Linked DNA regions of Homo sapiens: all the other regions are linked to region 3. Evidence: chromatin contacts called from ENCODE Hi-C or POLR2A ChIA-PET data. All regions are on one chromosome and are shown on one strand. The core of a region is the stretch at or near the end of the contact, and the rest is flanking DNA. Distances in the headings are between cores, read along the strand shown.

Evidence for each region. Hi-C counts contacts between places; a loop is a spot of excess contacts on that map. ChIA-PET counts read pairs that join two places held with the same protein, here RNA polymerase II (POLR2A). Pooled maps may share reads with other maps.
Region 1: a loop to region 3 is called in a pooled map, with 2.5 times the contacts of the local background. The contact joins the promoter of ZBED2 here to the promoter of PHLDB2 in region 3. A Hi-C loop is called at or near these places in 2 of 168 maps with a recorded cell type or tissue (HCT116 and PC-9), 1 of 37 single-sample maps with no recorded cell type and 2 of 50 pooled maps. POLR2A ChIA-PET finds 5 or more read pairs at or near these places in 1 of 52 experiments (PC-9).
Region 2: a map of ascending aorta shows a loop between it and region 3 (2.7-fold over the local background). The contact joins the promoter of CD200 here to the promoter of PHLDB2 in region 3. A Hi-C loop is called at or near these places in 1 of 168 maps with a recorded cell type or tissue (ascending aorta) and 2 of 50 pooled maps. POLR2A ChIA-PET finds 5 or more read pairs at or near these places in 1 of 52 experiments (T-cell).

What each region holds. Positions count from the first base shown.
Region 1 is chr3:111,593,598-111,598,099 of GRCh38, reverse strand. It overlaps ZBED2 (zinc finger BED-type containing 2), which reads left to right and starts at 2,754. Exons shown (of 2, transcript NM_024508.5): 1 at 2,754-2,800; 2 at 3,034-4,502. The coding sequence starts at 3,899. The region is part of intron 5 of CD96 (CD96 molecule); the gene reads right to left.
Region 2 is chr3:112,331,106-112,335,538 of GRCh38, reverse strand. CD200 (CD200 molecule) reads right to left here and starts at 2,383. Exons shown (of 6, transcript NM_005944.7): 1 at 2,315-2,383. The coding sequence starts at 2,326. It overlaps LOC105374042 (a long non-coding RNA gene), which reads right to left. Exons shown (of 5, transcript NR_147411.1): 5 at 2,785-3,353. RefSeq lists enhancers at 1-305, 802-1,758, 1,759-2,716.
Region 3 is chr3:111,858,015-111,861,972 of GRCh38, reverse strand. PHLDB2 (pleckstrin homology like domain family B member 2) reads right to left here and starts at 2,708. Exons shown (of 18, transcript NM_001134438.2): 1 at 2,397-2,708. LOC105374040 (a long non-coding RNA gene) reads left to right here and starts at 1,157. Exons shown (of 4, transcript XR_924333.4): 1 at 1,157-1,313. RefSeq lists enhancers at 1,275-1,384, 1,715-2,299, 2,300-2,886 and a silencer at 2,191-2,250.

The sequences.
Region 1 (4,502 bases), core at 1,505-4,004, 260 kb after region 3:
GGATTATTTGCAAATTCCTAAGAAACTGGTACTCCTTACAACTTACTAACATTCATATAAGTTGGCAAAAAAGAGTTTCTCCATTTTTAACTGAATAAATAGAAGGCAATGTCTACTTTTAATATAGGTTGTGTTAGAACGTGCACTATAAATGGGCTATCTCCTATAGAGATGTTATAAACTTCTGGCTATACTCCTAGGTCAACTTAAGGATCTAGGACTATACTAATGTTCCAAGTCTGGATTCTGGGTTCTGTAAAGGAGAAATCTTAACTCTGTGTAGGCAGAATAAAATAATACTAAATGGAAACCAAAGAATAGAAGGAAGAAGCTATAGCAAACAGAGGCCAGAGAAGAATAGTCTGTTAGATTAAAAGCTCAAGGGGATCTACAAGCTGTTTCTGTGCTCCAAATAATGTACGACACTATTTGTAACAATCACAGAAAACGATTTATATAAATATCCTACTTTTTACTTGTGAAGCATTTTCCTAATTTTTAAAAACAATTCATTGGCTTAATCTTAAGGATAGGTAGAGCATGCCTTATTTTTGCCATTTGACCAATGGAAAAATCAAGGCACCCAGTGGTTCGAGGAAGTGGAAAATAGTTAATGGCACAATTAGAAACCATGTCTCCTTAATCTCAGTCCAACATATTTTTTAATAAAAATTGTATTGAAATAAAAAAATGAAAGAAGTAACTATATTATGAAAGCAGAGAACTTAGATGCAGGGCTAGTTATGTTTTATTTTCAATGCTATGTTTGTTCTTTGGGGGATGATACTTTCTTTTACAGTCTGGTGAAAATATCCAGTGAGAATTATTGGATTCCCATTGTTTTATCTGAGACTCTTCAAAATTATAATTCCTTTTATAATTACTTGTTTTCTCATCAAGAGATGTATATATTTTACATATGACCAGCCCTAGTTCTTAGTTCTCAGATATTTTCCACAATTAATGAATATACTAGTTAACATGTAAAGAACAATTAAATGTATGTGATGATTTGTGTGCCAATCCTCAGACTAGTTACTCCCAAGAAGTCTGGGCCTATAGAGCTGAGAAACCAAATTCGAGAATGCTAACTAACATTTTCCTGGTGAAATCCTACAGAAGTTTACTATTTCTCAGTACATTGCTACAGAAATCCCAATGAAACAAGAGAATTTCAGAGGGGGTTGTCTAGCATATCCAAGATGCTGGGTGGCAAACACCGTAGCTCCCAGTATTCCCATCCGTTCAACACTTGCCTTTCCAGATAATGGGGATACATATATGGGCCAGGGATGCTAGTCTCTCCACTAAAAAATTAAAAGCAAAACCAGATCCTCTAAAATACATTCTTATTAAGTAAAGGAGAGTGTTCAGTTTAATTCAATAGATGCCAAAGATTGATTTTTATCTCCAGTTGGTCCAGGAAGAGACAAAAAGGTAAAGGAGGTAAAATGTTTTTTTAAAAAAAGAAAAAGATACAAAGTTTTGCATTAATCCAGTGACATTAACCATTCTTATGATTCATTTCCTTTCTCTTTAGTTAACCCACCAAAGATGACGATATGGTAATATCAGGAGTAAGTGGGGGTGTTATTATTTTACGAAGGCAACTGGCTCACTGAAGAACTCTGGTTAACGTCTAAAAATTTTGAAAAGATTTGACTTTCATGAATTCTCTAGGTTCAGATTTTCTGAAATGATCCAAATTTCAAACATTCTAGACTCTCTCTAGACTTTGCGTTCCAAGATTTGGTTTAGAAATGTGGTTCATGTTCTAAAACTCCTCCCAGTCTCATTCCTATTTTGAATCTTTTTCCCCCATCTTTTTTTTCTATTTTAATTTAACTGTCAACCTCTACATATTTTCTGCTATGCCATTTCTTTTTCTTTTCTTTCTTTTTTTATTTTTATTTATTCATTTTATTTATTTATTTTTTTGAGACAGAGTCTCCCTCTGTCGCCCAGGCTGGAGTGCAGTGGCATGATCTTGGCTTACTGCAACCTCCACCTCCCGGGTTCAAGCAATTCTCTTGCTTCAGCCTCCCAAGTAGCTGGGATTACAGGCGTGCACCACCACACCTGGCTAATTTTTGCATTTTTAGTAGAGACAGGGTTTCACAATGTTGGCCAAGCTGGCCACGATCTCCTGACCTCAAGTGATCCACCTGCCTCGGCCTCCCAAAGTGCTGGGACTACAGGCAAGATCCATGGCTCCTGGCCTGCAATGCCATTTCTATCTTTCCTTTTATAACACAAAGTTTTTTCTTCTTCTATTGATACCTTCTTTAGAGTCTTCCTATCTCCTCTTGGTAGGTTTTCCTTCTCAATCTAAATATGTATACACACACATATATATATTATGCATATTATATATAATGTATGTATATATATAATATATATGTGTGTATACATTTAATATTTCAGCCTTTCCCACTCTTCCTCCTTCAAATCGCTTGCTTTACTTGAGAGGTTAGGTAATCTAGTCATCAAAAAAGAGAACTAAGACTTGTAGGTGCTTGACTTACTGTTTTGCTGCATGACATATGCCAGGAACATCCTTTTCTTGGTGGTGGAGGGGGTGGAGAAAAGGTTTGCATCTGTGTCTAAGTGTTGCAGAAAAACCCAACAGGCACAGACACACCTACCTGGAAACAATGCTTCCCTAGAAGTGGGAGGAAACCAGAACTGGAGGTGCCCTCCTTCTGGGGGTAGGAGTCAGCTAATAGACATCCAAGGTGTGCAGGAGTGCTTTCACTCTGCGCAGGAAAGATCAGAGAGAAGTCCAGAGCCTTGCCTGCTTGTAAGTACCCACTTGTGGCTGGGGGGAATTTCCTAACTGTTCACGGTTGCAGAGCTTGATTAAATAAAGCTCTCATTAGTTTAAGAAATGACCCAAGAAAGGAGAGAGAAGTCGGGCTGTTTTTAAATGTAATATGATTTTCCATTTACTTATTTATCTTTAAAATGAGGTAAAGAGCAAAACATCTGGAGTAAGTTGCCTCAGGAAGGTCTTATTGGCTGTTGGCTTTGCAGGTGATCCTGGTGGAGAAGGTGGAGTATGGTGAGCTGCTTGCTAAGGACAGCCAGGCAACGCTGTGTTTGTGAAGATGTGCTCCACCTTCTCCTCTGTGCATCCCAGCTCCTCCTGCTGAAACAGCTGAGCTTGCTTTTTGGATTTCTTAGACTCCTGGCCTCTGAGAGACACCTCTAAGGACAAACTGACCTTGCATTGGGAACTTTATTATCCAGATCCTCATAGGCTTTGTCTACTCTGGATTGCTTGTTGCAACAGTTCTTAGGAAGCAAGATTGTCTCCTGCACCAGCATCTGCCTGTGTTTGCTTTTACCTACTTTGAGCAAGACCCAGTGAGGCCCTAGCTCTGTTGGTCCTGAAAAGCCTGAACCCTGAGGCTGTTTCTCCTGCCTCCAAAATGCAATTATAGGAAATAAGAAGCACAGAAACAGTGGAAACAACCAGGAGGAGAAACAAGAAAACCTAAAATTTTCAATATTCAAAAATACCTGTCGTGGTGGTTGATGCAGAAAACACTGAGTTCATCAAAGAGCTTTGTAATTGTTGGACCAGAGAACCCCTTTGCTACAGGAACTGATATGTTTTGTCTTTCTGGCCTAGTCAAGGGAGGATAAGTAAGTATCTGGGGCATGGAAGGAATGCACTCTTGGGCTGTTTTGCTTGTATCTGACTCACCCCTGACTCTCCAGTGAAGCAGAAAGGAAGAAACCTCACACCACCCAGGTGTGGCCAGACTTTGGCCATTATTGTGAATCCCCAAGAGTTACCACAGGCCCTTCCCAAATATATATTTAATCTTGTGGTTCAAATAAGCTTTTGGCTCACATCTAAGCACATCATAAAGAACGCTGTAGAAGAGGTGACATGATGAGGCGGGAAGACGAGGAAGAGGAGGGAACAATGATGAAGGCAAAAGGGGACTTAGAGATGAAGGAGGAGGAAGAGATTAGTGAGACAGGAGAACTGGTTGGCCCTTTTGTGAGTGCTATGCCCACTCCAATGCCCCACAACAAGGGCACCCGGTTCTCTGAGGCATGGGAATATTTCCACCTAGCTCCTGCTCGTGCTGGGCACCATCCCAACCAGTATGCCACCTGCCGCCTGTGTGGCAGGCAGGTGAGCCGTGGCCCTGGGGTCAACGTGGGCACCACTGCACTGTGGAAGCATCTGAAAAGCATGCACAGAGAGGAGCTGGAGAAGAGTGGCCATGGTCAGGCTGGGCAGCGCCAGGATCCAAGGCCCCACGGGCCCCAGCTCCCCACAGGCATTGAGGGTAACTGGGGTAGGCTCCTGGAGCAGGTGGGCACCATGGCTTTGTGGGCCAGCCAAAGGGAAAAGGAGGTGCTTAGGAGGGAAAGGGCAGTGGAATGGCGGGAGAGGGCTGTGGAAAAAAGGGAGCGAGCCCTGGAGGAGGTGGAAAGGGCCATCCTGGAGATGAAGTGGAAGGTGAGGGCTGAGAAGGAGGCAT
Region 2 (4,433 bases), core at 1,134-3,633, 470 kb before region 3:
ATACTGATCTTTGTGATGTAAGTTGCTTTTTCCTTACATCTCTAAGGCTACAGAGAATTCAAGATTATATCATCTGAAGGTGCCATTAGGACAAATTATTCTTTGCAGATATATTTTATTATTCGATACCCAAGCATACCATAAGCATGCTATCCCTTCCTTGTGACTTCTCTTCCTGTCTTCATAGGTCTAAGACTAATAACATAGTCACTGCTCTTTGAGAAACCCAAGATGGTTCAGCTGCCTGAATACATACAGCCTACAAAGATCTGCTCACCCTGCCCATCCACTGCTGGGTATTATACTCACAAAGGCTTTGGTTTTGAAGTGAAAAAAAATATATAACTCGATAATTTTCTCAGTATTACTGAGACTGTTCCATCCTATCTAATTATCTAGGAAAGTCAGAAAAAATCAGGCCAAATATTTCCTCAGGCTCCATTGCCAGTGCCCACCCAACACATTTTGTTTTATTTTCAGCTAAGGCAATTGTGGAGACAGATACTGGCATTCCAATTCTATGTGATATTTTTTAAACCATTAGGCTTCTCTGACGTGGAAATCCAGGCTCTACCAGAGGCCATGATGAAGAATGCAGAATGGACAAGCTCTCATAGAGAAAATCTGTGTTTTAGGACAAGAGAGAAAGCAGATACATACCAAACCATATATTGTGGACTGGGAGCCAGCAATGTTAAGAAACAAAACACAGTGATTGAGGCAAAGGAAATCAGAAGGAAAGCCTTACTCTTAAATAGATACGTATTTTTATTTTACAGGTTTTTTTTTTCCTCGAGTCTGTGCAGAATAACTGAAAATACGACCAATCTGAAAACAACAGTATTTATATGTTTACAGGGAGGTGACCGGGGCTAAAACAAATACTAGATTTGTGAGCAAAAGAAATCATTTTACCTCTCTGAGACTCCGGAAAAGTAATAGTACCAATCTAATGGTTAAAAAGACTAAATGAAGTAGTATATAAAGCTCCTAGAATACTGCCAGTAGAAATAAGCACTAAATAAATGTTGCTCTTATCTCACATAGTTATTATGAGAATTAGGCAATTAAAGCACTTAGTATAGAGCCTAGGTTATAGTAAATGCCAATACGTGTTAGGTAGCTAAAAAAATTAATCGATCAAATCATATAGGGGGAACTACAGTCCTGAAAACAAAGAAGCCCACTTATAACCCTTGCCATGCAGTCCAGGGTTCACAAAAACCTGGGTCTTACCAGACAGCTGCCCACCTGGTAGCTATATTGCCCCTATTCATGCCTCTTCCTCAGCAAGTTTCTATGTCCAAATCCACATTACCCCACATGTAGTCACAAGGACTTGGAAATATCAGCCTTTCCGCCTGTTTATGTGTAAAACGAGGTAATAATTCATTTTTAGAAGGATAGTTACAAAGAAGATTAACAGCATCTAGCTTGCAGTAGACCGTAGCTCACAGACCACCATTCTCCTTTGTTAAGAAAGACAGTGAAATCATTGGCTATGTGGTCTTGCCAACAAACCATACATGAAAAAATTATCTTGAGGCATTCACTGTATTTGGATTCTTATACCAATACCATTGTATTTGGATTTCATATACCAATGGGATATATGAAAACCTTCTCCGTTTTTTGTCTTGTAAGCTGGTTCCGAATAAACAAAATGTCTGTTTCTCTAGATACCCGGGGTTAACCCTTCAAAGCATTATGATCACAGAGCATTTCAGCTCTCTCAAGTGTAGCTTCAGCTTTAACTGATCCTTCATGGCTTCCCCCAGGCAAGGGCTAGGAGGGAGAAAGGGGCTGCATAACAAAGAGGAGACGCAGGAGCTCTCCCGGAGAAAGCGAGCCTGGAAATCTGTATCTCCGCCGCAGCTTTTGGTGCCAATATGGAACCAATACAGCATTTCTCTTTCCCTTTTGGGGGCAGTTTAAAATAGGCTGTGCCTCCCCAGTTTTGGGAGCTGGAGCCAGTGAGCCGAGCCGAGCCTGCCCGGAGGATGCGCCAGCTTCGTCAGCGCGGATCAAGAGCCCCCGGAGCCCCGGCCTGGTGCATCTTTTTTTCAGGCAATTGGAATGGAGAATCTGGACGCCAGCAGCTGCCTGTAAACCACCCTTTGGAAGGCAAAATCCGTTTCTCAGCAAGAGAAAGCGCTTAGAGAAAAGCGCTGCCATCAACACCGCTGATCTAGTCCCCGGACCAGATTGTGGCAAGAGCCGAAGCTCCGCGCCTTCCACTCGCCGCCCGCCCCAGGGCCACCGGCTCAACATCGCCTGCCCTGCGCCCTCCTTCCCAAGCCCCGGCCCCGCTCACCAGCCTCTCCATCCTTGCTCCTGGAGGCGCGCGCGAGGTGGCTGACTGCGGATGTGCGCCTGGAGCTCTGCTAGGCAGGCGGGAGGAGCGTCACCTGTGCCCCTGCCGCACCTCCCGCCTCTTCCTCCTCGCTAGCCCCCTTCTCCCACTCCGTTTTCCCCACGCCCTCACAGGAGCGGAGGCTGTCTGTGTGGGGGGAATTAAATGATGTTTATATTCAGCTTTGTCTATTTTCAGACATTTTTCCCTTTTCAAAGGTGACCGCTGGGGAAACTGACAAAGTGTTTGGAAAAAAAAAATCATTTTTTTTTTTCCATTTTCCTGCTACCTGGACTGAGAAAGGAAATGAGGTGGGAGGTTGTGGAGATCAGTTGTTGACCTGTTAGCTCTTGATGTAGTGGCAAAGGATTCAAGCTGAATTTAACCAATGGACTTTTTTTTTTTTTTAAAGAAAAAACTTACATTTATTATTTTTAAATCCAGATTCAAATTATATATTTAAGCAATTCCGTAATGATTTCACCTTTCATGATGTGATCAATTCTTTGGTGAAGAGTTTCCTTCCACTTGCATTAATGATGAGGATTCTTTTTTCCCTTCTCCTTCTCCTTCTTCTCCTTCTTCTTCTTCTTGAGACGGAGTCTCGCTCTGTGGTCCAGGCTGGAGTGCAGTGGCGCTATCTTGGCTCACTACAAGCTCCGCCTCCCGGGTTCCCGCCATTCTCCTGCCTCAGCCTCCCGAGTAGCTGGGACTACAGACGCCCGCCACCATGCCCGGCTAATTTTTTGTATTTTTAGTAGAGACGGGGTTTCACCATGTTAGCCAGGATGGTCTCGGTCTCTTGACCTCGTGATCCGCCCGCCTCGGCCTCCCAAAATGCTGGGATTACAGGCGTGAGCCACTGCGCCCGGCCCTCCTCCTCCTCTTCCTCCTTCTCCGTCTCCTTCTCCTTCTCCTTCTCCTCCTTCTCCTTCTCCTCCTCCCCCTCCCCCTCCTCCTCCTCCTTCGTCTTCTTCTTCTTGTTCCAGAGTTCTTGGCTCTTAAAAAAAAAAAAAAAAGGACAAAGAAATCATCAAGTGTTCACCTCCTGAAGGCTTTTGTGTTTTACTACTACCACCCTCTCATAAGGAGCTGGGACAAAGCTTTGGGGTTTTGTTTTTGCTTCTTTTTACAGACAAAGTCTCGCTCTGTTGTCCAAGCTGGAATGCAGTGGTGCGATCATAACTCACTCCTGGGCTCAAGGGATCCTCTCACCTCAGCCTCTAGAGTAGCTAGAATGATAGTTGTGCAGCCACTATGTCCAGCTTTTTTTTTTTTTCCAGACACGGGGTCTTGTGTTGCCCAGGCTGGCCTGAAATTCCTAGCCTCAAATGCTCCTTCTACCTTTGCCTCCCAAAGCAGTGGGATTACAGGCATGAACCACTGCACCTGACCTATTCTCCCACTTCTTTTTTTGGGGGGGGGGCGGTGGGAGACGGGGGCGGAGTCTCGCTCTGTCGTCCAGGCTGGAGTGCAGTGGCGCGATCTCGGCTCACTGCAAGCTCTGCCTCCTGGGTTCACGCCATTCTCCTGCCTCAGCCTCCGAAGTAGCTGGGACTACAGGCGCCCGCCACCACGCCCGGCTAATTTTTTTTGTATTTTTAGTAGAGACGGGGTTTCACCGTTTAGCCAGGATGGTCTCGATCTCCTGACTTCATGATTCGCCCGTCTCAGCCTCCCAAAGTTGTGGGAATTACAGGCGTGAGCCACCGCGCCCGGCCCCTATTCTCCTACTTCTAACACCATAGACTAGGCTCACCTGATTTTGAATTTTATATGAATGGCATCGTAGCATATGTCTTCACTTGTTTCTGGGTTTTTTACTCAACAGTAGATTTTAAAAATCCATCCATGTTATTGCCTGTAGTGTGGCTTATTCATTCTCACTGATGTATAGTATCCTATTCTGTAAATACTGTCTATTACAATTTATTTATCTATTCTTCTATTAATTAACATTTCTTTGTTTTTCAAATTGGAAGCATTTTTCATAGTGGTGCTATAAACATTCTTATACCTGTCTTTTCACAAGCATATGTACATCATTCTATTACATTTATTTTTCCCATATATTTTCCTA
Region 3 (3,958 bases), core at 1,459-3,958:
CTACTCGGGAGGCTGAGGCAGGAAAATGGCTTGAACCAAGGAGGCAGAAGTTGTAGTGAGCCGAGGTAACTTCTCCAATGAACTCGAGAGTCAACCCTTGCTTATAGATCTCAAAATGGAGCTTTGAAGAAAATAGGGAAAACCAGAGATTGGTTAATCACTTTGGCTTATTTTTTCCTCTCTTGCATACACAACAAACACACATGGTAAATAAAACGTTTCTGGAAAGGTTGCTAACGAGTTTCAGCTTGGTCACAGTTATTGAACGGAGGAGTAAGCAAGCTCTCAGTCCAATTTCCCAAGTATCTTTTCCTCCCCTTTTCAAACAGGGATCCAGGCGACACTCGTGGCAGACGATCTCAACACCAAAAGAACAGCAGCTGCCAGCTGCATAAAACAGATTGAGGCCTGCAAATTGACTGAAATGATGACTACTCTTAACCAGACATCTCATTTTTCCACTTCTGACAGGCTGAGATCTGCAAACCTCTGGGTCTCAAGAGATGAAGGCTACATTAGCCAACTAAGACGACAAACTCAACTCTTCCTTGTCATTAAATAATTTGCCAGTTATAAATGGTTTGGTAACTTTACAGAATTTAAGTACATGTAATGTTTAAATTTCCCCATTAAATGTAAGAGGCAAAGAAAATCCTTTTAAATAACTAAGCAGAGGATATGAAAGGGGAGCCAAGAATAGACAGAACTGTTACTTTTCAAAGAACCTTCGCTCTTTATTCAAACAAATATTTACACAATTGAAGGCAACGGCAAGAGAGATATAGCCATTCTGTTAAAATAGTGGGCAACTCTAACGGTTTATTTATCCCAAATCCGACAGTTCTGTTGCTAACCTACCAGGAACCAAGAATTCAAGTGTTCACAGGGCAAAAGTTTAACCTTCTGAAACTGTGGACCTCATTTAGATCTCTCCCAGCCGAATTCAAACGTTAGAATCCCAGAGACATATCTCGAACGCCCAAATTAAACCAAACTAGGAAGCTTAAAATTACACGTCCAATACTTGAAAACCTACATCTGTAACTTACACGTTCATATTACGAAGGGAAATGTGGCTGACAAATATTTACACTAAAAAGACTCCACATTTTTATGCCTCGTCTAGTTACACTCCCAGCTGTGCCTGGCTATGACTAGTTGTGCATTCTAGAGCTCTTTAGAGCTACTTCAGAGTTGCAGGATAAAGATTTCTAGGGAAGAGGGCAGGGCCAGGCGCCCGGAGGATTTCCAGCCACGGGTAGTTTACCGAGAGAAAAAGCTGCGGGCGTCGCTCCCTCTTTTACATAAGAAAGGTAAGTGAGGAACCGCGAAGCAGTTTGACTTCTCAAGCTCTTTCAAACAGGAAACCCCAACCCTGGGAGGGACAGCCTGTCAGCCTTTTAATTTCCTGGTGGTGGCGGGAGTTAGCCAGGTCCTCGGCGCTTTAATAAGTGATGACTGCTAGGGCTAAGTTATTAAGCGAACCAGCAAACGATTCAGCTGCGCCTCCGCCGCGCAGGGAGCTGGAGAAACAGAGGGTTAAAATACTCCCCAAGCCTTCCAGCTGCTATCTCTAGGGGTGCCGAGACGGCCACACTGTAAACTTTCAGTGGGGGGTCAAAGGCCAAATCGAAATCAGCCGCTTTTGGCGGTTAAAGCTCGTAGGTTCACTCTTGAAAGAAAGTGGAACTAGAAGCGCAGCTAGCCAAATATTTGCGGGGAGGGAGTCTTCTCTGAATCCCGCGCCCTACACCATCCAGCAGCGGACCTTCTCTTTCTCAGGGAGCTATCCCAAGGATCCCCATCCCTCTCTCCATGTGCATTCCAGAGTTGCTGGAAAAAGTTGCCCCCAGTTCCCCCACATTCTGCCTGTTTTCTACAATCACTCTGGAAGCATCTTCCCTACCAGACACTCCCTCCCCGGGATCCCCTCAACCGGAGATCTACCCAGCCCCCCGAGAGTCATGCACAACGGGGTTCGCCACCCCCACCCACCCAGCTGCGCAGCCTGGGCACTGCCGACCCCAGCCCGGGCTTTTGTCCCTACAGCCTGTAAAGAAGCAAAGAAACTCTGTGTCCCCGGAGCCCACTCACCGTCTCATCTTTCCTCCAAACCGCCGCTCTACGCTGGCGCCGCCGCCCTAGCGCCTAGCCTTTGCCCCCGCCCACCCTGTCTCCCTCCGTGAGCCCGCCGGCCCCTCCTGACTCGCGGTGAGCAGTCAGCGCGCCCCTCCTCGGCCCGGGCAGCCACTGCCTCCTCTCCGCCCCCAACCCTCCGCAGCGCAACCGGCGGCAACCAACTCGGCCGCGGGGGAGGCAGCGTCCCCGGGACGCACTCCTGGCACACGGAGTCGGCACCACCCCCTCCTCCCGGGCGACCACCGCCGCCTCCTCACCTGGCCATTGGTGCAGCCCGTTCCCGGCGGCGAGAGAAGGCAGGCGCGCTCCTTGCGCCACGCCACACCGTCGGGCCCCCGTCGGGTCCCCCTCGGGCCGCAATGGTGGGCTCCGCGCGGCTGGGTCCGGCACTCTTGACCCCCTTTGTAACCACCGCGGCGGGCACCCAGGGAGTTCGAGCAACGAAGTTGGTGACCTGCCCCGCTCCCAGGCAGTTTGCTGTTGGGGCTTTCACGGCTGCTGGAAGGGCATGGCTGTTTGCCCCATCACTGGGCGCCAGCTTCTCAAAGCTACGTTCGCAGCAACGCAGTAGGGACTTTCGTGGCAGGCTTTTTTTAAGAGCTGAAAGAAGGGCGGGAGGGTTTACGTCCTAGGGTGATGATTTCCTCACCAGACAGCGAAGTATCTATTGGGAAACTCCAGGTGACCGCACCTCCTTCCGACAGTTCGCCCCGGGGCAAGTTTACCAGCTGCGTCAGAAAGCAGGTTTGCAAAATCCTTGGAGAACGGCCTGAGCTAAGGACTGGGGTCAGGAGGGTTTTAAACTCATTCTGATTTTCTTGCAATCATATCTCTTGAAAGTTTTTATATTTTCCCCAATATTTTTCTGAGTTGCTATATCCAATGAAAACAATGCTGATGTAGAGGTCCACCAGCCAATGCTTTATTGGAAGTCAACGAATGAGACCGAGGGTGGCCCATAATCAATCTCGGCACGCGGGAATGTGAACCTCTTCCAAGGTCTGGGCGAGTCCCTAGAGTTACGCAGATGAAGGACATTGGCCCTCGAGAATCTCACACCAGCAAAGAAGAGCACAACGAAGCGCAAACTACTTATGATCATTGTGGCTTTGGGCAAGTTGTTGTAGCTCCCAGCAACAATTTCTTCACCTGGAGTGCAGCAATAAATGATACTGGTGCTGCAGGGCAGCTAATAAGCTTCTGAATAATATATGCAAAGTACTTGGCACCATGAGCAGAACTCAGTATACCGTCACTGAAGAAATAGCTTATTTAATGATTACACTTTTCATATGTGCAAGTAAAAGTTTGACTTTTAGGGAGAGCCTCACCTACGGAATGTCTTTTTTAAATTTCTTTTTTAATTATACTTTAAGTTCTGGGATACATGTGCAGAACGTGCAGGTTTGTTACACAGGTATACATGTGCCATGGTGGTTTGCAGCACCCATCAACCCTTCATCTAGGTTTTAAGCTCCGCATGCATTAGTTATTTGTCCTAATGCTCTCCCTCCCCTTGTCCCCCACCCCCCAACAGGCCTCAGGGTGTGATGTTCCCCTCCCTGGGTCCATATGTTCTCATTGTTCAACTCCCACTTATGATGAGAACATGCAGTGTTTGGTTTTCTGTTCCTGTGTTAGTTTGCTGAGAATGATGGTTTCCAGCATCATCCACGTCCCTGCAAAGGACATGAATTCATTCTTTTTTATGGCTGCATGGTATTCCATGGTGTATATGTGCCACATTTTCTTCATCCAGTCTATCATTGATGGGCACTTGGGTTGGTTCCAAGTCTTTGTTATTGTGAACAGTGCTGCA